2 separate regions of the Homo sapiens genome follow, and region 2 is linked to region 1. Evidence: read pairs that join two places in POLR2A ChIA-PET (ENCODE). Cell type or tissue: PC-9. All regions are shown on one strand. Links, peaks and the distances in the headings refer to the core of each region. The heading gives the core; the rest is flanking DNA.

Evidence for each region. ChIA-PET counts read pairs that join two places held together with the same protein. Peaks named below come from ENCODE experiments on the same cell type or tissue, not always from the same donor. Only the 100,000 strongest peaks of a DNase experiment are listed, where the experiment ranks them.
Region 2: POLR2A ChIA-PET joins it to region 1 with 13 read pairs; 1 of 35 experiments calls an interaction of 5 or more read pairs at or near these places.

Annotation. Positions count from the first base shown.
Region 1 is chr11:34,562,592-34,579,359 of GRCh38, forward strand. LINC02707 (long intergenic non-protein coding RNA 2707) reads left to right here and starts at 8,304. Exons shown (of 3, transcript XR_931181.3): 1 at 8,304-8,412; 2 at 11,742-11,875; 3 at 15,623-16,017. RefSeq lists a silencer at 13,831-14,125. In PC-9, for the core only: no CTCF peak of the experiment used is centred there; a DNase peak (open chromatin) is centred at 8,250; H3K4me3 peaks cover 427 bases; H3K27ac peaks cover 1,396 bases.
Region 2 is chr11:33,829,455-33,846,222 of GRCh38, forward strand. No RefSeq gene overlaps it. Among named protein-coding and RNA genes, the nearest start is that of LINC02721, 15 kb to the left of the region's middle. RefSeq lists a silencer at 243-332. In PC-9, for the core only: CTCF peaks have their summits at 6,102 and 6,302; DNase peaks (open chromatin) are centred at 5,897 and 6,187.

The sequences.
Region 1 (16,768 bases), core at 7,233-9,732:
GATGTCCAGAAACACAGAGATGTGTACGCAAAACATTCATTCATTCAAGATGGAATTAGTGCCCCAGACACAGAGGCAGGGGATAAATAGCAAACAAGGCTTGATTCCTGCCTTCATAGAGCTTACTGTCTTGTAGGGGAAACATGAGTAAATTCAGCAGAGTAAGGGCTCTAATTGGGTAAATGGGGGCTAGGCTGCCTGTGTCCTTGGGGTGGTGGGAAGGCTGCTGATCTGGGGTGCCAGGAGACCTGAGTTTTGATGCAGGCTCTGTGACTTTGAGCAGGTCGTTTCCAACTTCTGAGCTTCCATTTCCCTAGCTGAAAATGGGGGCTTGCCATACTCGATGCTGTACTCTATGAGTCTTTGCAGCTCTGTCATCTTTTTTTCTTTTGGTCACTCAGAGACTCCAGGATTGGGAGAACAACCTGCATTCTGATTTAAAGTGTGAATCTAATAATTTCAAAAAGAAAGGGACTAAAAGGGACAAACTTGTTTCTGTTTATTTTCCATCCTTCTTTGGGGAAGTGTAACATTTGAAATCAAATTCTCATTGGCTTAGCCAATGTGTAGACTTCGAGGGGAAATTCTCACTGCCCAGAGAAGTGACTAAAAATGACCATTACAGCCAAAAAGAGAAGTTTTTTTTTTTAAAATCTGTGCTCTACAGATGGATGAAGTGCTGCTGCACATGGACAGAGTGGATCTGGACATTCTGCATGAGCCCAGGGATCCTGAGAATGGATTGGCTGAGCATAGACAGGGTGACCTATCGATGTTCACTGTGGTCCTGATCTATGTGGCCTCTTCCTAAGGGAAGATTTTTCTTAAGGTTGTTTCCTTTCTCAGCAGATATTTGTGAAGAAACTGTATCTGTAGTCTCATTTTGTCCTTATAATGACCCTGATGGATGGGAGGTAGAGGGATGATGATCAGTAAGAGCTGGGAAAGCACCAGGAACTAGCAAGAGCAGGACACCTTTTCCACCACTAGGTAAATGGACCTAGTGACTGCTGGCACCGTGGGTGAGGGGACTGCCTGGCAGGAGCTGTGGCCGTAGCTAGGGGATTACAGCTACGGCCACAACTCTGGCCCTGTACGGAGGGAGTGGGGGAAATAAAGAGTTCATATCACTCCCCTCTTTCCCTGGAGTCTCCTGCTGGTACCTTGCATTGGCTGAGTCTAACTGGAAGCCAGAGGGCAAAGGAGGTACCCTTTCCAGCTCTGCAATTCTCTTCAGACAGGGCTGGGATTTCTGGAGAGAATTTGCAGAATCAGAAAGCAGAGCTTTCCAATCAATGCCAAGCAAGAGACTCTGCAGACTCTCATAGCCTTGGGACCTGAGAAACCAGGTATCCAGTGAGCAGTCACTTAAGCCTGTTCACCTGGCCCTCTCTTACTTTCTCTCCTATAGCAGCAGCAAAGGAGCGATGGGCCGAAGGGACTTGCTGGGTAGAAGTGGACCCACATTCTAAAAAGGAATGGAAGAGAAACCTGATTTCTTTGACTCGCCCTGTCCCTGAAGATGAGGGGCAGGCACAGACCAGCCCTCTCCAGAAAGACAAATATATTCTTCCATTCATGGGAGGGGTAGTAGAGACTAACATTTGTTAAGTATCTATTACATGGGGGGTATGGAGGTAGGCCCTTTGTGTGTGTTGCCTCTTTTAATCCTTTGGTGATCAACTCATGAAAATAAACAGCTCCAGAGCCAGCTGTCTTTGGAGGGTGTAGGCAGGCCCGGCTCTGGGAAACCTGGTGACACTGACCTAGTTTGACTTCCAAATCTTCTCTCTTCTTCGATTCTGGTGAGCCCCACTCTAGCCCCATAGTATGTAGGGCCAAGCACCCAGATACTGCTTCCATCAGGAGGAAATAACATACCTGATGAATTTCTTCACTCAAGGTGTTAGGAGCTTAATGTGTTTCCCCCGCCCCCCGCACCAAGAGAATTTGTGTTTTCCAAGACAGTCAGAGAGTGGGTGGTGCTGAACTCAAAGGAGTGAATCACTAATAGTGGAATCCCAGGCATTCAGGGAGGTCCTATTTCTGGGGTGGGTTCCTTCCTGACACTTCATTTTCTACAAAGGTGGCAGCCACCTATTGTCTCCAGAAAGGAGGCTGTCCCTGTGGGTGTGGTGACGGTGGGAAAGGAGAGGCACCTGCAGGCTGAAGCCAAGATCACCTGATTTTCAAAACCAAATCTGTCCCTACAAAGGAGAAGTGGCTTAAAAATCCACACAGCCTCCCGAGTGGAGGGAAGAATTCCCTCTCCTCTCTGGAACAGGGTTCCCTTCACCCAGAACACGGTGCTGTTGTTATGCAATGTCCCTGTTGGCAAAGATATTTGAGCCCCTTGTTTTCAGGTCTGTGTCATTTCCAAGAAAGAGCTGTGGCCTTTGAGTAGGACTGGGCTCCTGAATAGGGTCCCTGGTGCCAAATGAGGGAGCCAAGAAAAGGCAGAGAAGAGGAAAGTCCTGACTTTTACATGAAGATGAGACAGCCAGCCCTGTGGCAGCCAGATGGCAGTCCTGTTGCTCTGTAGTGGCCTTGGGGTCAGACTAGGGGCAGAGCTGGGCTGAAGGCAGGAAGGCCAGGACAAGACAGGTGAGAAGGGCAAAGTCTCCTGTAACCTGGTGAGAAAATGTGGGCTAAGCCATTCTCATCTGGAGCTGAAGGCTTGGTGGAGAATGGCCCTCAACATTCAAGTTCACACCCATGGATTTATAAAAGGCAGGGCTGGGGGGAAAGGTTTTTCCCATTATACTTAATAACATTATCAACAACAATAATCACTACTATCATTTATTGAGCATTGACTCAAAAGACAGTCCTTTTATGAAAATTATTTACTTAAATCCTTACAAAGCTTCTATTCATTCACCCAACACATATTTATTGAGTTCCTACTATGAGCCAGGCATTATTCTAGGTGCTTAATTTAGATCAAGGGACAAGACAGACAAAATCCCTGTTCTGGTGGCAGGGCTACTACATGCAATTAACAGCACACAACTCTAGGGGGAGCCACATACATGGGCCACCTTATGAATGGTGTGCCCTGAGGTTAAGCATCCTGGCAGCCCCTTTCTGTGACATTTGCATTCTAGTGAAGGGAGTCTAATACCAATGAAGTAGATGTCATTATCCCCTGACTACAGTTTAGGAAACAGAGACACATAGGAATTAAGTAACTTGCTGAGTTTTTCAGCCAAAAATGACTGACCCATGATTTATACTGAAGTCAGTCCTTGCAATTCACCTGTGCCACGTACTTGCCTTTCTCTCCCTGGTGGGCACAGGGAAGAGGGAGTAGCCAGGCTGGCCAGATGAGTGCTGGGCTGGCTGGCCCAGTAGAGGCACCATGTCCTGACTGGGTGGACAAAGACTGGGTAGGAGGTAACAGAGAATCCCTTGGTGAGTCTAACTTAGCTATAAGAAGGCTTGCTGAGAGCAGCTGCCTCCATGCAGAGGGTGGGGTGACCGGCCTTTAATCCTTCCCAGCTGAGGATTTAGTCAAAGAAGCTTGTCTCTGGGGATAGCCTATGGTCTTGAAGGGCCTGAGTTAGCTATTAGTTCACCCATTTATTTAACATTCATTCATTATTTTTAAAAAATTTCCTAGCTATGTTTGGGGGCAGAGAAGTGGGTCCAGAGACCTAGAGGTTTGCAAGGGTAGCTTCTAAACTCCTTTGGTTCAGAACAGAATAGAAAGTGTCCTCGGGTGACCTTGGGTCTGCTTCCCAAGCAAATTGAGCATACGCAGCCAGAACAAAGACTGCACTCTACTCTAGTGAGCTCAGCCTGCTAGGCTTGGATCTAGATTTTATAGCAATAAGCTTGGAGTCTCACCTTTGGGTCAGACAGAGTACTACCCCAGACATGAGGTAGGGAGAGCCTAGTCTATATTCCTCTGCCTTTGTCCAAGCCTGCTTTGTCCTTCCTCTTGACGAGGAATAAAGATGGCTTCTGGGTGTGCATCCCCTTCCTTCTTCCACCTGCAGATGTACCTGTTTGTGTGCAGTGGGCTTCTGAGTCCTGGGCAGGGATGCCAGAGACCGCAAGCCAGATGCTTGGGATGCCAATCCTTGGGACTTTGAGGAGAAAGAGAGGTTCTGAGGGGCATCTGTCTATGGCACAGAGTCAAATGGAACACATGGAAGTCCCTTAGAAGGCTGGTATCTAAGTGTTGGCCACACAATGTCCGTTCTTCCTCCATTATTTGAATTTCTCCTTCTCTATCCTTCTATCTTTCTTGGCACCTTGAGCCAGGTCTGGGGTGAGAGAAGGGATGGTGTAGGTGAATTAGTGGTAGTTATTGGAGGAAGGCAATAAACCCAGAAAAAGTGTCACGTGACTTCTTTCTTGGGCCCAGTGTGACGCTTCTAGTTAGGCTAACGTGGGTCTTGGGACTGTTCCTGAGATTTTGTGGAAAACTCTTTGTATTTGTGCTGGTAACAGAAGGAAACCAGAGTTAGGGCTGGTGGGATGAAGCAGTGGGAACACTGATTTCTCCTTTTTTTCAGATTCAGGGATTTCTGTCAGAGACATCCGTGGGGGAGGGATGGGATTGGGAGTGAGGAGAATCCCTTTCCTCTCCTCTCACCATCTGGTGGTCCCCGTGCCCACGCACCAGCTCGTTGGATGGACATTTTGATTCCCTTAAGATGTACATTCTTCAAATCATTGTTTGTCATTAGCTCCCTGGAGAAAATGGAGGGGCTGAGATATTAGTGAGAAAACATAAAGTTAATTGGGTGATGGAGACTGGGAGAAGGGGAATGTTAGAAGAAAGTGAGCGAGGTCTGCTAAAAGTGAACTTTATCTTCTTCTCAATTTTGCCTAAGACTCGTGTTGCCTGGGCAGTCTCTTTTTGGAAGAGAAATTTTCATGACAGTTTGGGCCAGAGATGGCAAATAAATGCCTGACATGGTTGCTGCCAGCCCCTGTCTCCCGACACGTTCACAAGGGTGCACACCACTTCTCCTCTCTGTGACCATAGACTCAGACCCATTGCAATCCAGCATCCTGCATGGCCCCATTGGTCAGAGTTGACATTTGCAATGAAGCTGCTTCCCTATGCCTGGTTAGGCCTTTTGCTATGAATTCTCTGGAGTTAACTATTTCCAAGGGGCTCCATCTTATTCTTGTGATTTCCACGGGATTTGGAGCCCCAGAAGACAATCCCATGTGGATTCACAAAATGCCCTCTAAATTTGATGGCTGTCAGTGCATACTAAGTATGACTGACTCACTGGTATCTGTTTCCTCCGCTGACACAGCTGGTTCTTAGGCTCGGCAGGAGTTTGGGCTGAGACCTCTCATTGCTCTATATTCCCTCTGTTACTAATGAGGCGTTGTTCCTTAATTACTAGGTGCTGGATACTAGAATTGCTTTTCTTTGTTTCAGGGGATTTAGCAAAGGGCTTATAAATATTTCTTGTGTCTGGCATGAACTACCTGATTTTTTTATTCTTCAGGTCACTGAGCTGGCAATAAAGGCAACTCAAAGTTAGCTGGGAATCAGAATGAAGGGGGACTAGGAAAAGTGATGCCTAGAACACCAACAGGTGTGGGATCATCTTCATTGTACCTTTCAGAGCCTAAGATATAAGTCCTCTGGATACTCTCTGCTTGTTTATTTAAAGGAAAAAATAATCAGAATGTGGGAGAAATGGGTGCTTTGGGTAATTTCATATTCTAATTGATGAACGTGTATGAAATTATAATATTAAACCACTACTAGCCCTTGCCGTAAAAAAACTATTCCAAAATAGCTGAGTCTAAGTTTCCTGCCTCAGTGTGTCCCACCTCTTGCGCTTGAGTCCTTAATGATCCAGAGTTTCAAGTCCCCAGTGCCCTAATCTTGAAAAGCAGAAACTTTAGAAGTTTGCTGAAGTTTATTAGTTGGCTATACGATCCATCAAGAAATTGACTTTTTTGGATTAAATTCAAGATAGTTTTTAAAAAATCAGAAGTTTCTTTATCATGAAAGCTAAAAAAATAATTGAAGGTAGAGGCTAGTTGGAATCCCAGTTAATAGATGGATTTCTTCCTTCTTGAAGAAACTTGTGTCCAAGGGCAAACTGAATCCTGGTGGTCTATGCTGGCCACATTCAGCAAAAAATGGCCTGAGGTTTTGATGGTTATCATTCTCAAAACTGTTCCTGCCAACACACTCTGATCCCAGGAGGTTACCTGACCTTTATAAGGCTCAGTTTCCTCCCCTGTAAAATGGGCAGGGTAATCAAGCTAGGCAAAATATTTAACCTAAGTGAGGAAATTGTGCTATTAGTGCCCTGAAAAACATGTAGAAAGACATTAGACATTATTTTATTTAATATCATGTTGAACTTAGTTTTTAAAAAGAAGACCTATTGGATTTTCCAAGAACAACTAAACTGATTCCTTGTAGACAGTTTAGAGAATACAGAAAATTAGAAATAGGAAAAAAGCAAAACAAAGCAAAAACCATCAAACAAAGTCTACGCAAATACAGTTTCTCTTAACTTTTGGTTTATTTCCTTCTAGTCATTTTTTAGGTGCATTTTTAAATTGTGGTAAAATATATGTAACGTAGAATTTACCATTGTAGCCATTTTTAAGTGTAGAGTTCAGTGGCATTAAGTACATTTATATTGCCGTGCAACCATCACCACCATCTATCTCCAGATTTTATAACCCCAGACTGAAACTCCATATCCATTAAATGATAACTCCCCATTCCCCTCCCCCTACCCTGGTGACCACCATTTTACTTTCTGTTTTTATGAATTTGACATTCTTGGCGCCTCTTATAAGTGGGATCATTTTTAGTCGTTTTTATAATCGGTTTCCTTCCTTTAAAAATATGAATGGAGCCTAATGAATATTGAATTTAGTGTACTGGTTTCTTTGAACATTTCAGCATCATAAACATGTTTTTGTATTCTACATTCTTCTTGTATTGCTATATTCTCTATAGGAATTTTTTTTTTTTTTTTGACAGAGTCTCACTCTGTTGCCCAGGCTGGAGTGCAGTGGCACAATTTCAGCTCACTGCAACCTCCGCCTACTGGGTTCAAATGATTCTCCTGCCTCAGCCTCCCAAGTAGCTGGGACCAGAGGTGCATGCCACCATGCCTGGCTAATTTTTGCATTTTTAGTAGAGATGGGGTTTCATCATGTTGGCCAGGCTGGTCTTGAACTCCTGACCTCAGGTGATCCGCCCACCTTGGCCTCCCAAAGTGCTGGAATTACAGGTGTGAGCCATTGGCCCCAGCCTTGAACATCATTTTTAATGGCTGAAGATTATAGAATCCAGTGGGTGTGCCATCCATTATTAGTATTCTGTTGTTTCCAAATATTTGCTGTTTTAAACAGTGTTGTGAAAACATATTTTTGTGTTGAACTTTTATCATATTGAGAGGCACTTCCTCTGTGCAGAATCAAGAAATTAATTACCGGTTTATAAGGAATGTGAACCTTTCAGGCTCATAATCTGTATTACCAAATGGTTAGGAAAAAAATGTTCAGAAGGTGCCATTCACAGATGGAGTGGGCTTCCACCAGGGGCTGTGAAGCTCTAATCTCAAAGGATGTTGACTACTGGTAGGGCTGATTCAAGTATTAGATATCTAGGAAGGGTGGGAAGGGCAGAGAAGCTTCCAAAATTCCTATGTAGGAGAGGCATAGGGGTGCTGATCTCTTCATAAGGGGTGACGGGAATTTTCCTTGAAACAGCATGTGCAGATCAAGCACTGTTCTTTCCTTTAGAGTGTGTGTTTATTTGGGGCGACTTGGAGGGTTGCTAATTGAGATTATGGGGAATCTAAAGCCACACCCCAAACCGCCCCTTGGTTCCCCTACCTGGGGGAGAGTTGACACTAGTCAAACCTCTCCCATCTCTGAGATTTTGTGAATCTAGGACTCTTGCCACTGCACAGACTCCAGCTGGACCCAGGGACTCCAGCTTCTCACATCACCCTGGCTCATCCATAACTCTCTTTTGTTTCATCTCAAACATCACTGAGAGATGGCTGCCTCTTCTCCCTTCCTAGGAAAGCCCATGTCACAATAAGCGCGCCTGTGCTTCTCATCAGTGCTTTCCTGGTAGCACCACCTGACAAACACTGCTCGCGGCTGCCTTCAGCTGCTCTCCAAGAAGACGTCATAACCACAAGAGATCTGAATCAGCCCATTTTTTCCCCTGTGGCACTGTGTGCTTTGGCTGCCTGGCCAGAAAGCTGGGACTGTATTTACCTATCATTTTGATACTATCTTGGGGTGTAATTGGAATTGAGCTCTTAGTGTGGAAATTCTTACTCAGAACACAAAGGATTGAAGAGTGCTTGGAGGCTGAACTCTGGAAGGACTCTTCCCTGAGGCCTCTTGGCATCTGGCTCTTGTTTCTTGGAGCGGTGGTATGGCCCACAGGTGGGTGTTTCCTTTGGGAGCAATTTCTTGCTTTTTCAGTAGCTCTGGGCTGTCATCGAGCCCACTGTTCCTTGTCTTCTCTGCACTGTTTAGTGATGATGTAGGTGAATTGCTCCACAGTTTAATTCCAGTGGTAGAGCAGTCACCATTTGTTGGTTTCTTTTTCTTATGGGAACTCTGGTCTGCATCTCACTGTGTTTCCCTTGAACGTGTCTGGGGTCCTCCAAACAGCTTCTTGTCCCTCTGAGTGCGGACACTCAGATTCTAACTCAGATTCTAAGTCAATGGTCTCAGCCTTTAGAACCGCAGGAGGCCAGGCGCGGTGACTCACGCCTGTAATCCCAGGACTTTGGGAGGCCTACGCGGGTGGATCACCTAAGGTCAGGAGTTCGAGACCAGCCTGGCCAACACAGTGAAACCCCATCTCTACTAAAAATACAAAAATTAGCCAGATGTGGTGGCATGTGCCTGTAATCCCGGCTACTCAGGAGGCTGAGGCAGAGGCAGGAGAATCGCTTGAACACGGGAGGTGGAGGTTGCAGTGAGCCGAGATTGTGAGATTGTGCCATTGCACTCTAGCCTGGGCAACAGAGTGAGACTCCATTTCAAAAAAAAAAAAAAAAAAAAAAAAAAGAACCACAGGAGGGAGAGATCATATATGACCCCGTATGTGTGAAAAGTCCTATCATTGCTACCCACACCAACAATATTAGTGGAAAAATGTCTTCAAAGGACATTCGATTCAATGATACATGAGATTTGCTTCCTTCCTTAATTTTTCCCTGTACAGCTATATAATGATTTTTTCAATCAGATCCTCTTTTCCCCCTATTAATTGTATTTATAGGATGAGATTGATTCTAACACAATAGCAAATGATGTATGCACATTTAACACATTTCGTGAAGGCAGGAAAGGGCACACTATAAATTCTGTGAAATCCACATTAGATCATGCCTCTCCTTTCTCAGTTGGGAGGTGGGCTCTGACAGTGCTCAAGAGAAAAAAAAATCAAGTTGTGACAGTTTAAAAAATATTTTAAATATTAAACTATTTATTATGGAACTTAAAACATACACAGAAGTTGGCAGAATAACATCATGTACCCTAAATATCTATCTCCAAACCTCAACAGTGATCAACCTGTGGTCAGTTCTGCCTCTTCTGGTTCCCATCTGCTCTCTGACTTCAGTTTATTTTGAAGCATGTCTCAGACATCTTGTGACTTCAGTATTGCACGATGTATGTCCTAAACGTAAGCATTCCCTTTAAAACATGTATCTACTTTTTAAATGAAGAACAATTAGGTGCATTTTCATAAGGGTTTTAGAAAGGGAAGAAACTGTATTTCTTTAATTTAAAAATGTATCAGACAACTAATCCATGTTTACTGTTTCTAACACGGATACCATAATAATAGGATCATTCTATTATACATAGACTAGTGAGATCAATTTGTCAGATAAACTTAGAAGGGCCATTAAGAAAGTTATGTCATAATTTTTGTCACTTGCTGAAACCAAGACTTTAATTCTGCAGAACATCATACCAGGATTCACAATTGTATACACTGATTGTGTTTGTCCAGAGGTAATCTCAGATCCACTGTATATAATTTTCCATTTGCCTAGCTATGGGGTTGGACACGTCAGTTTTTTCCAGACCAAGGGTCTCCTAGCTTTTTTTTTATTTTTATTTTTATTTTTTGAGACAGAGTCTCTGTTGCCTGTGCTGGAGTACACTGGTGCGATCTCGGCTCACTGCACCCTCCACCTCTCAGATTCAAGTGATTCTTGTGTCTCAGCCTCCTGAGTTGTAGGTGGGACTACAGGCACCTGCCACCATGCCTGGATTTTTTTTTTGTTTTTTTGTATCTTTAGTAGAGATGGAGTTTTGCCATGTTGGCCAGGCTGGTCTTGACCTCTTGATCTTAGAAGATCTGCCCACCTTGGCCTCCCAAAGCTGGGATTAGAGGCATGAGCCACTGTGCCCAGCCTCCTAGCTGTTTTGGCTGCACACTTCTATCCGTAGATAATTAAGCATGTACCCTTACTATTTTCTGCAATATAAATTATTTACTTATAAATTACATTATGTACTCTATCACACTGGTAAATTAAGTATATTATAAAACAGAAACTAAAAGTATGAAGTGAGAATTAAAAATGAATAGCAATTCTAATATCTTCATCTTCCCCTCAGTGGATCCTCCTGTACATACTCCAATTTGCAGACCACTGGAGGAGGCTGTAGGAGGCAATATTATATCCCAGTGAGGTGTGTGGGTTGTAAAGCCGAACAGCCTGAGTCCACATCCCAGCTCCACCACTCCTTAGTTCTGTGATCTTGGAAACATCACTTAACCTCTCTGAATCTATCTTCTCACCTGTAATATGAGGGCATTAACCCCTTACAGGTTATTGTAAGGTTTCTTACACTGTGCCTGTGGTAAGCATCAATACATTTTAGCCAATAATAACAGTAATGATAATAACACATTCCTAGAGGGCTGGGATGGATCTAGATTTTTCTTCCCCTTTTAGTGGAAGACCACAGCATGATGCATGAATTTACATTTCCTCAGACATTCTGGTGCTGATGAAGGTAAAGATGGTGAGGCTGCGATGATGGTTTCAGGGATGGGTGTGTTGGGCGTGATGAATAGCATGATGCATATTGTCACTCATTTAGTTTATCTGCACTGATGATGATGCTGATTATATGATGACTGTTACAGGGATGGTCACATTGTGGGTGATGAATATGACCAGAAAGGGAAGACTTTCACAGTTCCTACCCGAACTACAACATCGATATTTTCATTTGTCTTTCCTAGGAACTCTTACCTTAATCACCTGACCAATATGCTGACGACTAACATGTTGCGCCCTGCCTTTCTTCCGGGCCTCTCTGCCTTGCTGATCTGTTTTGCTGGTGTGCCCTCCACTGTGCTCTTGGGTCTTTGTCTCTCGGTAAAGCCTAGTACTGTGGTTGCTGTACACAAAACCTGTAGATGATTAAGATCTCTGTTCACTGCAGGGCCATTCATCTCCCAGCGACTATTTTATCCTTAAGTCAAGAGACTTGCCTCTCAGCCCCTGGGGACCATGGAAAGAGTGCTAGAAACCTACAGAGTATGACCCTTTGTAGCCTTATGCAAGAAGTGACCTGTGTCTTTCCTGTCATGAGAGAGGACAGACATTGCAGGAATCAAACGCATAACACTAGTGCAAAACTGGGGATAATGCCCAAACCTGGTTAGGCAGGGGCGCCTGGAACATGCTTGTCCAGGAAATCTTCCACTCAGTTCTGCTGCCTCCATGTCCCAGATGATCACAGAAGCCTCCTGAGAAGGGTTGAATCCCCCGTCGCCTGGGGATCCCAAGAAAGCTGCAGAGGAAAGACTTTCTCTTCCAAGATCAGAACAAAGGACGGTTAGCATTGTGCCCAGTAGTGCCAAAAGGTAAGGTTGGGTTAAAATAAGAATTTGCCTTAAGCTCTTTTCCCGGGGGCTTGTTTTTTTCATTAACCTTGTTGGCTGGACTTTAGGGAAGTATGCACCATCTTCTCCAGAAGTGCTTCAGATTTTATATTTTTAAGAAATTCAAGAGTCTGAGTTAGGCACTTTAATGTAACCTCCCCAAAGCTTTTGTTCCAGGAATTGACTTGGGGATTAATCTGTTTAGCAAATTCTGACACAGAGGCATCTCATAACCTTTTATTTTTTCTACAGACCACATTGTATCTACCTGGGATGTTTTGAAAATGAACAGTGACACCTAAGAATGTATACTTATCTCTTCATGCCAATTCTCCAAACTGGATGTTGCCCATGTCTCAAAATTACTTGCCTCCAATTTTAGGGCATAAAGTGTGAGATTCTGTAGCATGAGATCATATGCTCTTAAAATACTAAGTATATATAAATTATCCCTTAGCATCTTTAACATGCATTTTTTTTTTGTAGAGACAGTATCTCTACAAAAAAATCTCTCTGTATTGCTCAGGCTGGTCTTGAAATCCTGGGCTCAAGAGATCTTCCCATCTCGGCTTCCCAAAATGCTAGAATTACAGGCATGAGTCTCCACACCTGGCCTAACATGAAATATTCTTTAACAGTATTCTTTAGGATAATATATTATTCTATAGATTTGAAATAATTTATCAGTTCTATACTTAATTATAAATACTCTTGGGAATAAAACATACTTATCTAATAAGCAAACAGTCGTGCTATTCCAAACAATTTGGGATTGCCTTTCCAAGCATTTTTTGGGGGTTTCTTCAACTGATTGAGAGACCCCCGGCCGGGGAAGAGAAAGAGAATTTGATTTGTGACACTGATGGAATGGACTACAACCTTTTGGTGGTGACTCTACTGGGGACTTGTCACAGAGCTTATTTTCTAAACAGATGTGAAAAATGAAAGTCAGGCTGCTGTCTGGTTGGTAAGATAAAGCTTTCATTAATACTTGGCAGCATTATTTTAGCTAAAGTGTCAGATCAAACGCCCACATTATCACCTCCCCTTCCTGATTCCAACCGCCCATGATAGAAAAGAAATAAAAGACTAGGAATAGGTCCATCAACTGGTGAATGGCTAAACAAAATGAGGTATATACATACAATAGATGGTTATTGAATCACAGTAGGGAATGAAGTACTGATACATGCTACAATATAGATGATCGTCATAAACATCATGCTACGTGAAAGAGGCCAGATGCAAAAATGTCACATATTATATGATTCTACTTATTTGAAAAACTCAAAGTAGGCAAATCCATAGAGACAGAAAGCAGACTGGTAGTTTCCCAGTGCTGGGGAGAAGGCAGACAGGGAAGTGACTGCTTAATGAGTATGAAGTTTCCTTTTGGGATGATGAAAATGTCTTGGGACTTAGATAGAAGTGATGGTTGCACAACACTGTGAATGTAGTAATTGCCATGGAGATGTACACCTCAAAATGGCTAAAATGAATTCTATGTTATGTGAATTTTACCTGAATTTAAAGAAGAGTAGAAACAAACACCAAGGAAAAGGGAGGAAAGGAGACATTATTGAACAAGACATTTCAACAAGTTTTGGAATATGGAAAATATACGGAGAAGTGGCAACTGACTTACCAGAGTGGCAGAAGAAATAGTCTATGTGAGTGTGGGGAATGGGGTGGATGTGGAACCAGTGAGAAATAAGCCGCTTTACTGGGAAGAACTACAGAAAGACTGAGGCTTGGACGCAGCTTGTGCTACTACAGGTAGCAGTAAACAGGGGGATTTGTTGAACTTCAGAATATAGAGAATTTTGATGTAAGAGGTTTTTTTTTTCTCGTCTCAAACCAGGAGACTTTTTTTGTTCTCTAGGTGAGGGAGATCTAGAGACAGCCAAGTACAGGGTGCAGTATCATCTAGAAAATAAAGAAGAGGTTTGAGTCTGCAGGTGAGACTCCTGCTCTCTTCCTGGAATGCTGGCAGCCAGGCTTAGATCAGCCTCTCTGCCCTGCTCCAGGCAGAAGATGGAAAGATCCCTTTCTGGAGAAACTGACTCATCCAAGAGATAACAGCTCAGATTCTTACTTTTTAGAGCTCTCCAGTAAAATGCAGCTCAACACTTGATCAGTTTCCAGAGATGACCCCTGATCAGGCCCTCACTACGAACCTCTGGGTTTTAATTGGTTATTTAGTATCTCAATTTTAAAGATCAAAGACAGGATCGCTTTTGAGGAAACTTCCAACTTTAATGAAAGAATTTAAAAAAAAAAAGGAAAAAAAACCTGATAGTGTAAAGAGCAGAGAAATGGCAGGGAAATGAAAATTAAGTTAAAAAACAGAAACTTTTATATAATTCTAATCCTTTGCAGAGATAAAAAAATACATTGCATACCTAAAACAAGTACAAGTTGCCATGGAAACAGATTCATTAGTGAAGAGGAAAGAGATCTTGGAAATTAAAGACATAAAAGACAAAATAAAAATTAAAAAAATTAAACAGAATTTAGAACATAATGTTGAAATGAGAGAACTTTAGATCTCAAAAACAACAGAGAATCAACCCAGGAGATTGTGTGTGACTAAAGAAGTCTCAGAAAGAGAATAGAGGAAAGGAAGGAATATTATAAGAAAAGTTTCAAGAATAAAAGGTCATGGGCCTCCAGACTGATAAAAATCCATCTTGTACCCAGAAAAAATTGACTTTTCAAGAACTGAATCAGAACCTATCCTGTGAAATGTTAGGACAAGTAGATCCTAAAATCTTCCAGAGGGAATCCATTCAAAGGCCTTGAATGGCATTAGACTTCTCCATATCAATACTGGATGGTGAAAGAAAAAGAGCAATACCTTAAACTTGCTAAAAGAAAATGATTTTTAACTAGAATTCAATTTCCATCTCAATTAAAAAACCCACTGTAAAGAAAAAATTCAAATCTTCTCAGGCATATAATAACTCTAAAATTCTACCTCCTGTGCACCTAATTTTGGCAAGTATCTCAGGAAGATACACTTTGCTAGAACAAGGACATAGTTTAAGAAAGTGGAAGAAATCAGATCTGGGAATCAGGGGATCACATGATACAGAGGCACAGCCAGAGGGATCCCAGGGAGAGCATGTCCAGTGTGACAAGGAGTGGACAGCTTCAGAAGGGACAGCACCAGGGGAAAAAACAAAATGAATATCTGATTGGCATAAACATTTGGAAAGTAGTATTAAAAATGTGTGTAACAGGTGTGTTGTTACATTTGCCAAAAAAGAGCAAAAGGGAAAAAAAACCCCAAGCAGATGAAAAGTAAAGAAGGCAATGGTTAACTACTGGAAAAACAAAAAACAATATTCAAGAAAGGAAACGAAATCATGGTATACTTCTTGACTAATGGGTGAAAAATGAAGATGTACATAGTTATTAAAATGCAAACATTGATTATTGAGTTAACCCAAAGTTGTGACATTTGGAAGCACGGGTAGGCACAGTGGGGTGTAAGAGACCTAAATCCTCACTTACCGTAATGTTTAAAAAATTGCCATGTCAAAGAATAGCAGCATATCATATTATTTAGAAATATGGATGCAAATGCCAGAAGAAAAATTAAAGGAAGTGAAAAATGTTTTCCTCTAGGAATAGGACAGGGGACGTAATAGGGAACAGATATTCTGCATTATCTCAATTAATTCTCACAACTGTGACTGAAGCTCTTTTGCTCTCCTTGTTTTACAGATGAGCAAACTCACAGAGGGATGCAACTTGCCTAGGATCGTATAGCCAGCAGCTCATGAGTGTGGAATGGGGATTCAAATAAGGTCTAGGAGACTCCAAAATCCATGTGCTTAACCATGAAGTTTTACTACCCCTTCTCTGCTTCTTCATTAAGTATTTTTAGTGCCTAATTGCCCATGCTCTCTGCCAGGTGCAGTAAAGGAGGATTACACAGGTGCAATATGAGCCATGATTCTTGTTGAAATCAGCACGTCAAAAATAAGGCTAATGAGCACGTGAAAAGATGCTCAACATCACTAATCATTAGGGAAATGCAAAACTGCATTAAAATATCACCTCATATACATTAGGATGGCTACTATGAAAAAAACCAGAAAATAACAAATATTGGCAAGGATGTGGAATAACTGGAACACTCATGCACTGTTGGTGGGAATGTAAAATGGTGCAGCTGCTGTGGAAAACAGTATGATGGCTCTTTAAAAAATTTTAAAAAAATAGATTTCTCATATAATTCTGCAATTCCATTCCTGGATATATACCCCAAAGAATGGAGAAAACAGGATCCTGGAGAGATGTTTGTATACCCATGTTCATAGCAGCATTATTCACAATAGCTAACATCTGGCAGAACCCAATGAATGAATGGATGAACAAAATGTAGTATATACACACAATGGGATATTAGTCTTAAAAAGGAAGGAAATTCTGACACATGCCACAACATGGAGGTGCCTTGAGGACATTATGCTAAGTGAAATAAAGCCAGTCACAAAAGGACAAATATTATATGATTCCATTTATATAAGCTACTTAGAGTGGTCAAATTCATAGAGACAGAAAGTAGAATGGTGGTTGCCGGGGATGTAAAGGTGGGCATTTCTCAAAAAACTGAGAAATACAGAAAAATAAAAATCACTCACTGTTTGCCACACTTCTACCCTGGTTCTTTTTAAATCTATTTTTCTTACTCAAAGAAATACATGTTTATAGTTTAAACATTCAAATAGTACTACAGGTTCGTAATAAACAAGAGCGGTCCAACTCCCCTCCTCCTAGCCCTGTGCTCCAGTCCTTTCAGATGTTGTTTCTGGTCTTTGTATTTCTCAATAACATGCCTAAATGTATTTTCTGGCTCCTTGTATT
Region 2 (16,768 bases), core at 4,764-7,263, 740 kb before region 1:
GGTTTTCTCCGCATTCATTTCCCTTCTTGTTCCCGAGTTCCACCAAGAGGAATTGAGTTCTGCCCCTTTCAGCGGCGCAACTGGGTTAACTGGGGAGCTCTGGACCCTATGATCTCGGCATCTTCATGGCCATGCTTATAACCCATGTTGCTTTGAGTTTACATGTCATCTTGGCATTTGCTAAGGTCCTATTCGAACTTTTCAGTCTTGAGGCAGACTCCTTAGAAGGAGTTAAGAGAATAGCAAGGGTAAGCAGTGCCCCTGTGTGGCCAAAATGGTGGTGGCAGGAAAACCAATGAGAAAACACAAAGGCAAATCCACGAATATGAGGGTCAGCTCTAGGTTTGGCCTCCCCTTTACAAGTTTCTTCTGCACTTTCCACTCCAGAAAGCCTGGCTTTGATTTTGTTTTGGACATGGCAATTTATACTCACTTTTTATCCGGTTATTCTCTCACTTCATGTGGATTGGAGCCCCAGATGTGCCCAGTCTCAGATTCGAGTCTGTCCTAGCCATAGAACACCAGTTCCCTCAAGGAGAGAGGTGGAGTCAAGATCAGGACCAACAGGACATCAGAGTTCAGGGCTGTCTGATGAATTCAAGGAGATTCTTATTTAATCCATTTTCCATAGGAAACATCGACTCCTGGAAGAAGTTGGTGTGGGCTGCCTGGGAAAGGAGGTTTAGCATCATATGTGGGCTGGTGGTGGTGTGCTCTGGCTAACTTAACATCAAGGGATAGGGAGGTTCTGTCCTCAGACCCAACTGAGTTCCCATCATCCCCCACACCATGCCACCCATCAGTGAGTACAACCTGTAGGGATGCCCTGGAGGCCAAACTTCCCCTAAGTGCTGGGCTTTCAGCTTCTCTTCCCAGAACATCAGACTGACTTAGCTTTGGAATAACTTGGAATTGCAGACTGAGCATTCTGAGAATTCTGGTGATGTTGCAGGGTAACCTGAAATGGGCTGCCCTCCAGTGGGGTTATTGGGCAGAGTAAGGGTCAGGATGGAAGTCTGCCACTTTAGCTGAGGCCAATTTATTATTCATTTATTTATTTATTTAGAGACAAATTCTCGCTCTGTCACCCAGGCTGGAGTGCAGTGGTGCGATCTCAGGTCACTGCAACTTCCACCCACCAGGCTCAAGTGTTCTCATACCTCAGTCTCCCGAGTGGCTGGGACTACAGGCATGCACCACCACGCCTGGCTAATTTTTGTATTTTTAGTAGAGACAGTGTTTTGCCATGTTGGACAGGCTGGTCATGAACTCCTGGCCTCAAATGATCCACCAGCCTCAGCCTCCCAATGTGCTGGGCTTACAGGCATGAGCCACCGCACCCAGCCAAGAAATTTAAGTACATTTTCCTTCTATTTATATTTTGTAAGGGGCAGAACCAGGATTTGGACCCAGGTGTCTAACTCTGGAAGCTAAAAGCTTTCCATTATAACAAGTTGCCTCACCTGAGCCCGACTTAAAATCAGGTGATCTCAGCTATACTGGACTCCAACAGGAGTCATTGCTATTTTCTTGCTGTTGTATTTTATTCAAGTTTAGAAAAAGAAATAGCCAAAAAGCTCAGGCAAGGAGCAGACAAGACACAAAGAACTCTGAGTTCTGCCTGGGGAAGGAGCAGGGGACATGAGTCACCTTCCCCTCTAGACACAGTACTGCAATAGGATAATCCTCTCCCAACTTCCAAATAGAAGTGGCCAAATTTAGTGGCAGGAGGAGCTAGGGGCAATGTGATTGCGACTCCCACCTCTATCCAGAGAACTGGCCCTAAAGCATCTCACCTGCTGTTTCACCGAGAGGCTCGTGGTCTCCAGCATCACCCAAGAGCTTCTTAGTAATACAGAATCTTAGGCCCCACACCCAACCCACTGAATCAGAATGTGCATTTTAACAAGATCCCCAGGTGATCCTCATGTACATTACAGTTGGAGAAGTGCCTAGAACTTGACCCTTCACCTCGTTATAACTCAGTAACTTCACTTGTGAATCAGGCACAATAGCACCTGCTTGACTCACCACTCCTGGCTGTATGAGGATCAGAGAGGACAATGTAGGAAGTTAGAGGCAGAGGTGTTCAGGAAGTTATCTCTCGTGCCCCCTCTACCTTCTCCACTGCCATGGAAGCCTAATCTCTCTCTCAGAGGGAGAAGACTAGCAGGTGGCTCTTCTCTGGAAGAGCAGAGGAAATCAGGGACCCTCAACAGCCCATCCTCCATGGCCCCTGGGGGAATCTCTGAAGATTCTAGCTTTTCAACTGAAAGTTAGGCTGTAATTGACACTGTGTAATCCAGTAGACGGAATTTTGCAGAAATAAATATGAAGCTTATATTTGGGTTTTTAAAAAATCAAATTAGGCTGGGTGCTGTGGCTCACGCCTATAATCCCAGCCCTTTGGGAGGCCGAGGCAGGTGGATCACCTGAGGTCAGGAGTTTGAAACCAGCCTGGCGAACGTGGAAAAACCCCATCTTTACTAAAAATACAAAAATTAGCCAGGCATAGTGGTGCATACCTGTAATCCCAACTACTCAGGAGGCTGAGACAGGAGAATCTCTTGAACTTGGGAGGCAGAGGGTGCAGTGAGCAGAGATCGCACCACTGCACTCCCGCCTGGGTGACAGGGCAAGACTCTGTCTCAAAAAAAAAAAAATCAAATTATATAACAAATTATTCATGTGTGTATATATATATATATAGATATTAGGTTGGTACAAAAGTAATTGCGGTTTTTGCATTGTTAGAATTTTCCGTTTGATATTGGAATAAAACATAAGGCAAGAAAAGATAAAATTAAGAACATAATTCTTATTTACATTTAAGAATGTAAATAAATGTGGTTACCGTATACATCATTTTAATGGGCATTTCTCGCTTTATGTTTTTTTGCTAGTTTATTTTATGTTTATTTTAGACTATGGAAATGATGTTAGACAAAAAGCAAATTCGAGTGATTTTCTTATTTGAGTTCAAAATGGGTTGTAAGGCAGCGGAGACAGCTCGCAACATCAGCAGTGCGTTTGGCCCAGGAACTGCTAACAAACATACAGTGCGGTGGTGGTGCAAGAAGTTTTGCAAAGGAGACAAGAGCCTTGAAGGTGAGGAATGTAGTGGCCAGCCGTCGGAAGCTGACAATGACTAATTGAGAGCCATCACTGAAGCTCATCCTCTTACAACTACATGAGAAGTTGCCGAAAAACTCAGCGTCGACCATCCTACTGTTGTTCGGCACTGAAAGCAAATTGGAAAGATGAAAAAGCTCGATAAGTGGGTGCCTCATGAGCGGAGTGAAAGTTTAAAGAAAAAACATCGTTGTGAAGTGTCGTCTTCTCTTATTCTACGCAACAGCAACGAACCATTTCTCAATCGGATTGTGATGTGCGCCGAAAAGTCGATTTTATACGACAACTGGCGATGACCACCTCAGTGACTGGACCCAGAAGAAGCTCCAAAGCACTTCCCAAAGCCAAATTTGCGCCAAAAAAAAGGTCATGGTCACTGTTTGGTGGGCTGCTGCTGGTCTGATCCACTATAGCTTTCTGAATCCCAGAGAAACCATTACATCTGAGAAGTATGCTCGGCAAATCGATGAGCTGCACCAAAAACTGCAATGCCTGCAGCCGGCACTGGTCAACAGAAAGAGCCCAATTCCTCTCCACGACAATGCCCAGCCGTATGTCACACAACCAACACTTTGAACAAAAGTTGAAGGAATTGGGCTACACAGTTTTGCCTTATCCGCCATATTCACCTGACCTCTCGTCGACTGACTACCACTTCTTCAAGCATCTCGACAACTTTTTGCAAGGAAAACGCTTCCACAACCAGCAGGATGCAGAAAATGCTTTCCAAGAGTTCAAATGTTGAAGTATGGATTTTTACACTACAGCAATAAGCAAACATTTCTCATTGGTAAAAATGTGTTGATTGTAATGGTTCCTATTCTTACGAATAAAGATGTGTTTGAGCCTAGTTATAATGATTTCAAATTCATGGTCTGAAATTGCAATTACCTTTGCACCAACCATATATATATATAATGTATTTCTAATAAAACATTTTTCCTGCTCTTTCTCCAGTGCCTAGAATAGTGCCTGGCACATAGTAGGGGCTCGGTAAAATTTGCTGAACTAATGAATGGGCTCTATGAATCTTATCAATGTTCTAAATGCTAGCATTTTATAGATAAGGAAACTGAAACATCAAAAAGTTAACTTCCATAAGTCCCACAGCTAATTTCTTTATCTGTAAAATGGGCGTATAAATATTGCCTTTCTCATTATTATGGGGAGCAAATGAATTACCATATAACACCTTAGGGAGTGTGTCTGGCTCAGTGTTCGTGCTCACAACTGTCTATGGGCTGGGCGCAGTGGCTCATGCCTGCAATCTCAGCACTTTGGGAGGCCGAAGCAGGTGGATCACAAGGTCAGGAGTTCGAGACCAGTCTGGCCAACATGGTGAAACCCTGTCTCTACTAAAAAATACAAAAATTAGCCGGGTGTGGTGGTGGGCACCTGTAATCCCAGCTACTTGGGAGGCCGAGGCAGGATAATCGCTTGAACCTGGGAGGCAGAGGTTGCAGTGAGCCAAGATCGTGCCATTGCACTCCAGCCTGGGTGACTAGAGTGCAATCGACTCAGCCTCCCAAAGTGCTGGGATTACAGGCGTGAGCCACCAAGACCAGCCCTAAAAATTCCTTTCCATTGATGCTTCCACTCAAGCTACCATCCCATTTTTCTCCTTTTACCATCTTTTAAAACTCCTTTTCAAAAAAGTAGATCTGAAAATTAATCTATGTTGTTAGAAGTAAATAAATCAATTATTCATCAAGCTATATATATTTATGTGCACTTTGAAATATATACATATACATATTACTTTACTGAAAAATTAAGAGAGAGAGTAGCTTAACTAACCTCCTCTTCTCTAGTTTTCCTTCCCTCCTCTCCCATTCAATCATTATTCTCCCTTGCAAATTGGCTTCCATGCACAGTGTCAAAACTGTGGCCCCTGCCACATCTCAGCTTCCTCACTATACACTGTCACCATGCTGTCCTGACATTCTCCTGTCTCCAGTGTCCACTCGATGGTTCGAGTTCTTTGTCCACTTTATGAGTCTTGCTTTTCATAGGGCTATATACACCTCTGCGGCCTTTCCTTGCTGTCTCTGCCTGCTAATGTTCTGCCCCTTTGTCGAGATCTAACTCAATTCTGCCCCCTTGTCAAGATCTAGCACCTTCTCCTGGAAGTCTTCTCTGGTTTCCCTAATTCTACATCATCATTGCTCACTTAGCACTTTGGGATAGTGCCACTTGTGGGCCAGGTACTGTCTGAGGTAATGGAAGACATTCAGCCCTGCATTAGTTATTGGTTTAATATTAAGTTTTGCTATTTGCATCACAAGAAATACAGACTCATTTAAGATTTACCTCAAGTACCTGAGGGTGTATAAGGGTGATGTCTTACCACCTTTCCATCTGAGAATTTGTCTTCTGGGAATAGAAAATAGTAATGGATTCTTGACCATTGTTTCTAAGCAAAGCATGCCAGAGCTCATGTCACCCTTTCTAGTAAGAAGTTGTGAGTTTGCACTGAAGAATTATAATCAAAATGCGTAAAGCTCCCTCCCCTACCTCCACTTAAAGTTCTTTAGGGATCCTTCTGGCTCATCTGCAAGCTCCCTAATTTAAGGGACAAGTCTTTTTTCCCTTAAAAAGTTTTCCTGGGTTTAACTCCTCCCCTTCTCCCACTTTCTGCAGAGTCAATGGATTTACCCTTGAGAAGATTCTGCCTTCTGTCCTGGGGCAAGTGATGAAAGTCTCCAGCTCCCAGTCTGACTCACGAGAGTAGACAGCCTTCTGCAGAAGTTGAATTATAGACTGTGGCCCCTCCCCTGTTTTCTACCAACAGTATGAATGAGCAACACCAGACTGGACCTCAAGAATGTTTCTCCAACTGGAATTTCTCTTCTCTGACAGAGACTTGAAAGCAGCTATAGTAAAATCTAGGCATGATGATCTATGTTGGGCACTGCACAAGCACTCCTCATTCAACAAGGTGCCGTTCATATCAGAGATGCTTTATTATTGTGATAATTTTTATATGTTTATTTTTATTTTGTTTATTGGAAAGATTGACGATTTGTATGTTTCTTACAACTTCCCGGCAGATGGCAGTAAAGTGTCTTGTTTTAAGATGTTTACTATATTTTGTTCAGAGTCCATTTACAAAGGAAAAATGAGTCAGTATTCGAAATCAACATGTCTAACATCATCTGAAAATAACTTTTACTTCTAAACAAGAAATCACTTTATCTATTGGTAGGTGAGTGTTTAAATGTTTTTTAAATCCCTATTGTTGTTAGAGCTCTGGCTAATTAATATTTCATACTGCATTTCACATTATCTGCTGTGTTCGCTGCACCCAAAAGCTATTCCTGAATTCCTCGTTTAAATCTACAAGAACTTTCATTATTAGATTAATCACCATCAAATGACATACACTCAGATAATCCACAAAATGAATTACATGCACATAAATTAGAGATTACCACTTCGTGATCTGGCTAGTTCTATAATGGAAATTGCTTGTTGTGCATATCCTGTTAATAAAAATATTAATGCTTGATAATATTTAGCAGTCTGTTAATTATATATTTTGTATGTTATGTACATGTAAGTTCCGAGATAAAATACCATTGATTTTTTGCTCAGATACTACAAAGGAGTTTTTAAAATTAATTTCAGAATCAGAAAACATGGAAGGAAATCAAAGACAATCAATTAGACTACTGAATATATTTTTGGAGAAGATAGAATCAGGAGGCAAAAAATGCTAAATTAGGATGTGGATTTAATTTCAATATTTATGTCAGACATAACTTGAGAAAAAAGTGGAAGAGAAAAAGAAAACATTAAACTAGATTTTCTTTTCCCTATCGAGGTACTTGGCTATGTAATTTGAATTTTTGTCCATAGAACACTCTATTTGAAATTTGTCTACAAAATGTATACATAAGAATTTTAACTTTCCATCGTATTTAACTACTATCAGTACAGGTAGGAAGTTTTCAGAAATTACTTATTCATAAATTTTTTTTTTTTTTTTTTTTTTTTTTGAGACGGAGTCTCGCTCTGTCGCCCAGGCCGGACTGCGGACTGCAATGGCGCAATCTCGGCTCACTGCAAGCTCCGCTTCCCGGGTTCACGCCATTCTCCTGCCTCAGCCTCCCGAGTAGCTGGGACTACAGGCGCCCGCCACCGTGCCCGGCTAATTTTTTGTATTTTTAGTAGAGACGGGGTTTCACCTTGTTAGCCAGGATGGTCTCGATCTCCTGACCTCATGATCCACCCGCCTCGGCCTCCCAAAGTGCTGGGATTACAGGCGTGAGCCACCGCGCCCGGCCCATAAATTCTTACCAATGTCAAACCGACCACGCCCCTTATTATTCTACCTTAATGGTTTCTGTGTTTTCTCTATATTGCAAATTCTTCAGGGATGAAAAAAAAGTGTCAACTGAAGAATAAAGATGTTAGAATGGGTTGGCAGTACTTATCACATAATACTAATAAACAGAGGGTAAATGCACTTCAATGGTGTTAAGAATTCAAAGATTTGAAATATATATAATATAAAGTGATAAAGATGCTATGATAAAGAGAAACAATATCATGTGCACGTAATATACATGACTCGGCTTTGACAAGACAACATCTAGGGAGAAGATTATCCAGGAAACTACTAGTGCAGTGATGCAAATTGTCTTCCGGCAGGGCATGATGGCTCCCGCCTGTAATGCCAGCACTTTGGGAGGCCAAGGTGGGCGGATCACTTGAGGTCAGGAGTTTAAGTCCAGCCTGGCCAACATGACGAAACCCCATCTCTACTAAAAGTACAAAATTAGCCAGGTGTGGTGGTGCGTGCCTGTAGTCCCAGCTACTCGGAAGGCTGAGGCAGGCCCTCAGCCTTGAACCCGGGAGACAAAGGTTGCAGTGAGCCCAGATCGTGCCACAGCACTCCAGCCTGGGCAACAGAGTGAGACTCAGTCTCAAAAAAAGAAAGGAAGGAAGGAAGGAAGGAAGGAAGGAAGGAAGGAAGGAAGGAAACAAGGAAGGAAGGGAGGGAAAATTGTCTTCCTTAGCAAAAACTATCAAAAATTCAATAAAATATGGCACATTGATACCAAATAATGTTACACAGTTTTAAGGAATAAAATATAAAAACCAAATAGTTAAACTGATAGCAGAAGTAATGAATGAACTAATTTTGAAAAAGATTATTTATCTTTATTATTTCAGATACAGTCTCTGGTATAAGCCAGGTAGAACACATAAAGCTATTAGAACTACACATAAAGAACACATGAAACTATTAGAACACAAACATTTCATATGTGGATATTTGGGTGAGGGAGGTTGTCCAGTAGATGACAAAAGAAAGCATGTACAAACTTTCAGAAGGCTACTTGCAAATGTAAAGAAAAGTTACATACAGCAATGCCACAAGTATGCATAGAAATCATAATGGATTGCAACAGAGGATCCTAAAAAAGGTCTAGAGTATTTTATACTTTTTGTTATGTGTCTTTACATTTGATATTGAATGATGCAGCAAATATCTATTTTACAGCACTGAATTTTTTTATATCATCTAAGAAATTATATAACTACTCTTTTTTTTTTGCTAAAAAAAAAAAAGGGATAGATGTGCAGAACGTGTAGGTTTGTTACACAGGTATACGTGTGCCATGGTGGTTTGCTGCTCCTATTGACCCGTCCTCTAAGTTCCCTCCCCTCACCCCCAACCCCCAAACAGGCCCTGGTGTGTGTTGTTCCCCTCTCTGTGTCCATGTGTTCTCATTGTTCAACTCCCACTTATGAGTGAGAACATGCGGTGTTTGGTTTTCTGTTCCTGTGTTAGTTTGCTGAGAATGATGGCTTCCAGCTTCATCCATATCCCTGCAAAGGACATGATCTCATTCCTTTTCATGGCTGCATAGTATCCCATGCTGTATATGTACCCCATTTTCTTTATCCAGTCTATCATTGATGGGCATTTGGGTTGGTTCCATGTCTTTGCTATTGTAAATAGTGTTTCAATAAACATACGTCTGCATGTGTCTTTATAGCAGAATGATTTATATTCCTTTGGATATATACCCAGTAATAGGATTGCTGGGTCAAATGGTATTTCTGGTTCTAGATCCTTGAGGAATCGCCCTACTGTCTTCCACCATGGTCGAACTAATCTACATTCCCACCAACAGTGTAAAAGCGTTCCTATTTCTCCACAGCCTCACCAGCACCTGTTTCCTGACTTTTTAATAATTGCCATTCTGACTGGCATGAGATGGTATCTCATTTTGGTTTTGATTTGCGTTTCTCTGATGATCAGTGATGTTGAGCTTTTCATATGTTTGTTGGCTGCATTGATGTCTTTTTTTGGGAAGTGTCTGTTCATATCCTTTGCCCACTTTTTGATGGGATTGTTTGTTTTTTTCTTGTAAATATGATATAACTAACTCTTTTGCTTCAACCAAATGTTGGAATATATTGTAAAGGCATTTATGGAACATAAAATTTTAAATCATTGTTGAATATAGGATGGGAAACTTGAGGAGATGCCATCTTGCTACTAGAACTTAATTAGAGAGAGTATGCAATGCATGTTGATGATATGAATAAAAATGTAGATTCTAAAATGCAAGTCAGAAGTATACTGAAAATATCTTCTTTAAAATGCATTGTTCAGCCTAAATTAGGAGTAAAGATAAAGTTAATGTTATATGCAAACTTAGACAGGAACCCAAAGTCAGTATATATAATTCCCTTGAAAGCATAACATTATGGGCTTAGAAAATTTTTTAGGAAAAATTAACTTATGATATTCACACAAAGATATTATTGCTGCTAAACAAATTGCAGAGTTTCTCAACATTAAGCTGCTAAACAAATTGCAGAGTTTCTCAACATTAAGCCCAATTTTTCTAATATAAAAATACCAGAAAGAAGAGGAAGAATAATTTCTTTTTTTTCTTTCTTTTTTTTTGAGATGAAGTCTCACTTTGTCACCCAGGCTGGAGTGCAGTGGCGCAATCTCTGCTCACTGCAATTTCCGCCTCTGGGCTCAAGGTATTCTCCCACCTCAGCCTCCTGAGTAGCTGGGATTACAGGAGTGCCCCACCATATTCACCTAATTTTTGTATTTTTAGTAGAGACAGTGTTTACCATGTTGGCCAGGCTGGTCTTGATCTCCTGACTTCAGGTGATCCGCTCGCCTCAGCCTCCCAAAGTGCTGGGATTACAGGTGTGAGCCACCGTGCCTGGCCAGGAAGATTAATTTCAAATGTCATTTCTACAGTCAATCCACCTGTGATCCCAAATTTATTTCTATTTTTCTCTCTATAGGTTACAGTCATATTTTCTTTAAAGGAAAGATTTATATTGCAGAAGGACTATATGGTCTTTTCTGTGTCTTAGATTAGTATTTCTCAAATGTTCCTGTGCATATAGAATGCGGGGGATCTTATTAAAATGCAAATTCAGATTCAGTAACTCTGGGTTGGGACCTGAAATTCTGCATTCCTAACAAGCCCCTGATGATGCTTTGATGCTGGATATGTGGAGTAGGAAGGTTCCAGATATCGCATGTGATTTGAAGAATTGCTGTGAATATGAAGTACCAAGGCTGCGTTAAAAATGTACAATTGAAATTGACTGACAAGCATATTAAAGGCTTTTATAGATCATTCATCAATGTACAAAGCCCTAAAAACCTGAAGTTGTCTTTTAAAATCTAATGTTCTTTCACTAAAATATTGCAAAGTCTTTGTTACAATAACTTACTAGATCCACTTCCAAATAACTTCATGCCTTTCAAGATACAACTAATTTTGCCAATAGCAATATCAATGGAGAATGTGGCTTATCAAAATTAAATACATTAAGCTGGGTACCGTGGCGTGTGCCTGTAGTCCCAGTTACTGGGGAGGCAGAGTGGGGAGGATCACTTGAGACCAGGAGGTCAAGCCTGCAGTGAGCTGTGATCGCGCCACTGCACTCCAGCCTGGGGACAGAGCAAGACCCTGTCTCAAAAACAAAACAAAACAAAACAACCAATGTAAGGCCTACAATCAAGAAGAAAAGTCCACCAATCTGATGATCATTTCCATAAAATATAAGCAATAAAACAAGTAAGAATTAAAACTGTCAAAAAGAATTTTACTTCCACAAAGACAAGATGTCTTTTTTACAACAAATTATTAAATCCAAGTGACTTTGAGTTCTTAATATTATAATTAATCATTTGAATTTTTCAATATTTTATAATGAATTATTTGCTTGCATAATTTACATGGAATTACTGCCAGTCCTTGTTATTATTGAGAAATAAATAATATAACTTTTTAACTTGAGGAAAGATTAGCTTTTTCAAATTTGTACGAAATGCCATATGGGCTAGTGATAGCCTTGGTTTGGATAGTTTACTAAATAAAGAATAAAATTACCAGTGGAACTCATCTGCCTGGTCTCAAGCTCTTGATATCCTGAAATTGCTCGTGTGGTTCAAATAATCCATATATAGTCTGACCCAGGAGAGGATTTTAATGGTCCACCAGATAGATTGTTAAAAGGATACCTGTGGTACCAAGGAAAACAGGATTCTTGGCCATGGATCTGCCTTCTGGGTACTTAGGAAGACCAATTACCAAGTCTTCATGGGAAAAATAGGAACTATTGACCTGCGTGGCATAGAACCCTGGAATTGGAAGCTTGTCCAGGGTCCAAGGCAGCTCCAGCTATTATATTAAGAGTTTCTTTATCCCTTCCCCAGTAGTCTGCACTCCAGCCATTCAAATAACCCACCTTCTCCCTCCTCCTTTCCCTTTTCCTTCTTTTTCTGCCTCTACTACTGATCTCTGTGTAGCTCAATTAGTAAGAGAATCTGACTGGACTAATAAGGTCACTCTTGTTCCTGCTGGACAAAACTCTCCTAAACCCGGACTTGTGTCAAAAGAACCCCTTGGGAAAACTCTTCTAACCAGGGGACAGTGGATGGGGACCCTTCACTTACAGGGCTGGGGATAAAAATTGACTGTGTAGCGAAACTTTTGAAAACAGTTGTTTGTTTAAAAACACTCTTGACGGAAATTATCTTTATAAACAACATTCATTTTCCTGACTATAAAAGCAGTATCTGCTTGTTTTAGAAAAATATAGAAAAAAGTAAAGAAGAAACATAAAATAATCACTGTCCATTTTTGTTGTATTTTCTAGTTAAATATGTTTGTGGCTGGGTGCATGGTGGCTCATGCCTGCAATTCCAGCACTTTGGGAGGCCAGTGCAGGCAGATTGCTTGAGCCGAGGAGTTCGAGACCAGCCTGGACAGCATGGTGAAACCCCATCTCTACAAAAAAAAAAAAAAAAAAAAAAAAAAAAAAATTAGCTCGGTGTAGTGGTGCATGCCTGTAGTGCCAGCTACTTGGGAGGCTGAAGTGGGAGGATCACTTGAGCCTGGGCAGCAACCTAGGTACAATGAACCATGATTGTGCCACTGTACTTCAACCTGGGTGACAGAGCGAGACCCTGTGTCAAAAAATATCTATATCTCTCTAAATATAATATATATACATATATATGTTTGTGTGTGTACTTACATGCATATTGAAAACATATATAACATTTGAGATTATACTACACATATTCTTTTTTCCTTTATTTTGTGAGATTTTTTTCTAAGTGATAAAAAAATTCTTCATAAACACTTTTGCTAACTAGATCCCTCATCTTCCGACAAGAGATGCGCTATTATCAGCAACTTCACTATTGTGAGGCAGATGTGGATTTTAACCAGACTTCATCTGTATGACAATATTGGAGGGGTAGCTGTGGGGACAACTCACTGTATTGTGCCTGGGGTTTTTCACCCCCAGACCTGACAGGAAAAATAGCTGGTTTCTGTCTCCAGGTCAGCTCTGGCAGCCGGGACTCCATCCACTGAACACAGGCTCCAAGAGGGGGAAGGACTGGCACGGGGATGTGGCGCACCTGCTTCCAGGAAGGAGCTGGTGGTAAAGGGTTACAGGATTAGAGAGCTAAGCTGAAGGGATGCACCTGGAGGCAGTCCTGCATGCTGGATTTACAACAGGAGCCTGGGCTTCGTATAAATGAGTAATGCTTCATGATGCTCTTTTCCGAGCAAGCTGCAAAAATTGGCAGGGGCCCTTCAGTGTGCTGTCGATGTGTCTGGAATTCAAATAATTTGATTCTGAGATACAATGACAATGGGAAGCAAGGCATTACCTTGCGAGAATGATGGCAGAGACAGCTGCTGCAACCAGCATCCATGGAAGAGGTTGCGCGAACAACTGTTCTCCCTTTGCCGTCCCCCTGAAATCTCTATTATGCCTCGCTGCTACTGCCCTTACTCAAGGGCATTAAATTAAAAAGTAATGTAGCTGATAATTCTTCCTTTCTTTTGCCCCAGTTCAGGCAGTGAAGAATGGGTAAAGTGAAATAAAAACCTTGACGGAAACTGATATGTCTCTTTAAAAAAATGATGCTGACATTAGACACAGCTCAGGAGGGTACAATTTGAATATCGGGTGGCATTGCAACGTACAGCATCACTTGCTTTCTTTGCTTTTAAATTTGTCTTTGTTGGCTGAACACGTTAATATTTTTCCAAGGTGTAATAGCTGGGAGGGTTCCATCAGGAATAACAGGAGATCTGGTGAGCACTGGGTTCTTTTATCTTCCAAATCATAAGGCATTTTGCTTGTGCTGGTTGTCATTTCCATTAGAAGAACTGATAAGCAGATTCTGACTTCATTTGCCCAAATATAGTGCTCTTGTTGGTAGAGCATTTAGCTTCTCTGAAGCACTTTATTTTTTATTTATTTATTTATTTATTTTTGAGACAGAGTGTCGCTCTGTCTCCCAGGCCAGAGTCCAATGGCACAATCTTGGTTCACTGCAACCTCCGCCTCCTGGGTTCAAGCAATTATCCTGCCTCAGCCTCCTGAGTAGCTGGGATTACAGGCACCCACCACCATGCCTGGCTAATTTTTGTATTTTTAGTAAAGATGGGGTTTCGCCATGTTGGAACCAGGCTGGTCTTGAACTCCTGACCTCAGGTGATCTGCCTGCCCCAGTCTATAAAGTACTGGGATTATAGGCTTAAGCCACCGACCCCTGCCAGCACTTTATTTTTTTAAGTCTTTTTTTTTTTTTTTTTTTTTTTGTCTAGGCCATAGCATTCTGGAGAAGAGCTCTAGACAAGAACTGTGAGCTCTTAGTTATGATTTCAGATTTGCTGTTGTGGCTTGCTATCTCTGGATCTCCTTTTTTCCATCTAGAAAAGGAAAAGTGTTGGGCTTTCCTCTCCAGATCCCCAATTCCCTGATTCTGTTATCTAATTTGATAATTTATTACTAATGGTAGCATTGGCAAAATTGCCAGGTATTTTGACTCCACCTTTCCTACAAAAATCAGTCTTTTAAAAAGAATTTGGAAAACAACATTTTGACTTTTTCTTAACCTCATAAATACTTAGTTCTCAGAATGTGAACATGTAAATAGTAATGGCAACCAATTACATAGCATTTACTGTGTAACGGGTATGGTTCCAATGTTTCATTTATTCTCACAACAACACTGTGAGGTATGTAGACAGATAAAAATTATTCTTCTAGCTTTACAATTGCTAAGAAATAACGTATAAGATGTCCTGTCTCTGCTATGGAAGTAGCAGATAAAAAATCATCAACGGCATGCCCCTAGATCCAGATTTTCTCCTAAATTCATGAATTCAGGGTAAAACCTTGGACAAAAAGCCAATGTCCAAGGAGCACAGATAAATTCAGCAGTGGTATCTGTTCACTTTCATGAAGACTGTCCAGGAACGTGGTCACAGGTTCACACTGACCTGTCTGGATGAAGGTGTCTTTCTTGCTACAGAGTTAGGATTGCAACCGGCCTGCATGGAGAACAGGATTCCTTCCTAATTAGCAATTGCTTACTTTGCAGCTGTTGCTCCTCAAGCCAGAGCAACCCACTGGTGCACAGGGGAATACTGGTGTGCCTAGAAGGGGTTACAGCGAGCCTAAATCATCGACACCCTTGGCAAGGCTGTTGGGCCCCAGCAGCTTCCCCGCCGTACTGCTGTATTCCATTCTGTATGTGCCAAGTTACAGGAATGAGTGGGAAACACCAGTAGAGAATGTATTCTCTCTTTCCTATTTGCTGTCACTGAGAGTGAGAATACAACCAAAATATCCATTTCACTTCAAGGTCAGGAATTCTTCATGGAACAAAAAAAGAGAAAATCATGGATAAAACAGAATAGCCACTCAAAAGAATCCAGAGTTATGCCTATTCCAATATTAAGGAGTTTCTTCAAGAAAATGAAATCATATTTACTTAGGGTTTCTCTTTTTCTCTCTTTTTTCATGTGTGTGTGTGTGTGTGTGTGTGTGTGTGTGTGTGTGTGTGTGTCCCAAGCAAGGTAAACTGTACTTCTTGTACCCAAAAATACTTTGAAAGACCAAAAGTAATGGGTAGGTCAGCCCTCTGGCAGTTATTGCTACCATCTTGTATTACCACTCGACCATAGTGATCCAGAAATGGTGCCAGGGGAGAATCTACTCAGCTGGGCCTCTCTCGTTCCACACAATCTAGGGAGTCAGGTTCCCAGCCTTGCAAGTCTAGATGTATGATCTTATCAGTGTCCCAGAGAAGACAGGCTATGGGAGGGCAACCCATACAAACCAAACTCAGGCAAGGTTAAATTATAGCCCAGAATGCGATGTCAACATTCTGAAATTAAATTATCCAGGCAACTGGTAGCTACTCAGGAGACTGATGTGGGAAGATTGCTTGAACCCGGGAGGCAGAGGTTGCAGTGAGCCGAGATCACGCCACTGCACACTGCAGCCTGGGTGACAGAGCGAGACTCTGTCTCAAAAAAAAAAAAAAAAGGAAAAGAAAAAGAAAAAAAAAGCCCCACAAAACAAACAAACAACAAAAACAAAATGAACAAAATGATTACCCAGGCAACTGGACACTTCTAGGGAACTCTTCCTGCAGGGAAACTAGGAGAGAAGCCAAGCTAGACCAGGAGGTCATTGAATGAGTTTTGAGGCTGTTGAGAAGGCTCTTGAGTGAATCTGAACAAAGGGAAGAGGCCTAGAAAGTGTCCCTGAGGGTGGGGCACAGGGTGGCTCATGCCTGTAATCCAGCACTTTGGGAGGCTGAGATGGGAGGATTGCTTGAGCTCAGGAGTTCGAGACCCACCTGGACAACATAGCAAGACCTTGTTTCCACTTTTTTATAAAAATATTTTTTAAATTACACAAAAAAAGAAAAGAATAAAAGAAAAGAAAGTGTCCCTGAGTTGGTGATTGGATGGCCTGCTAGGCACAGTGCAAAGTGCTTTATATATACTGTGTTATTTAATTTGGTCCTCATAACAATATGTAATACTCTGTTATTATCCCCACATTACACCTGAGGAGACAAGACCCAGAGAAGTTAAATTGTCCAGTGTCACACAGCCGTTGTTTATGGTCAAAGGGTACAGAAGACTGTATGTTTATATATTTCTAGCTCTGTCCAGTAAGAGACCATGAGTTTTGTAAAAATAAGCTTTATTGAGGTATAATTTACATATGATAAAATCCACCCATTTTAAGCAGTCAATTCAATGAGTTTTAACAAATTTACAGTTATGTAATCATAACCACAGTCACCATATAG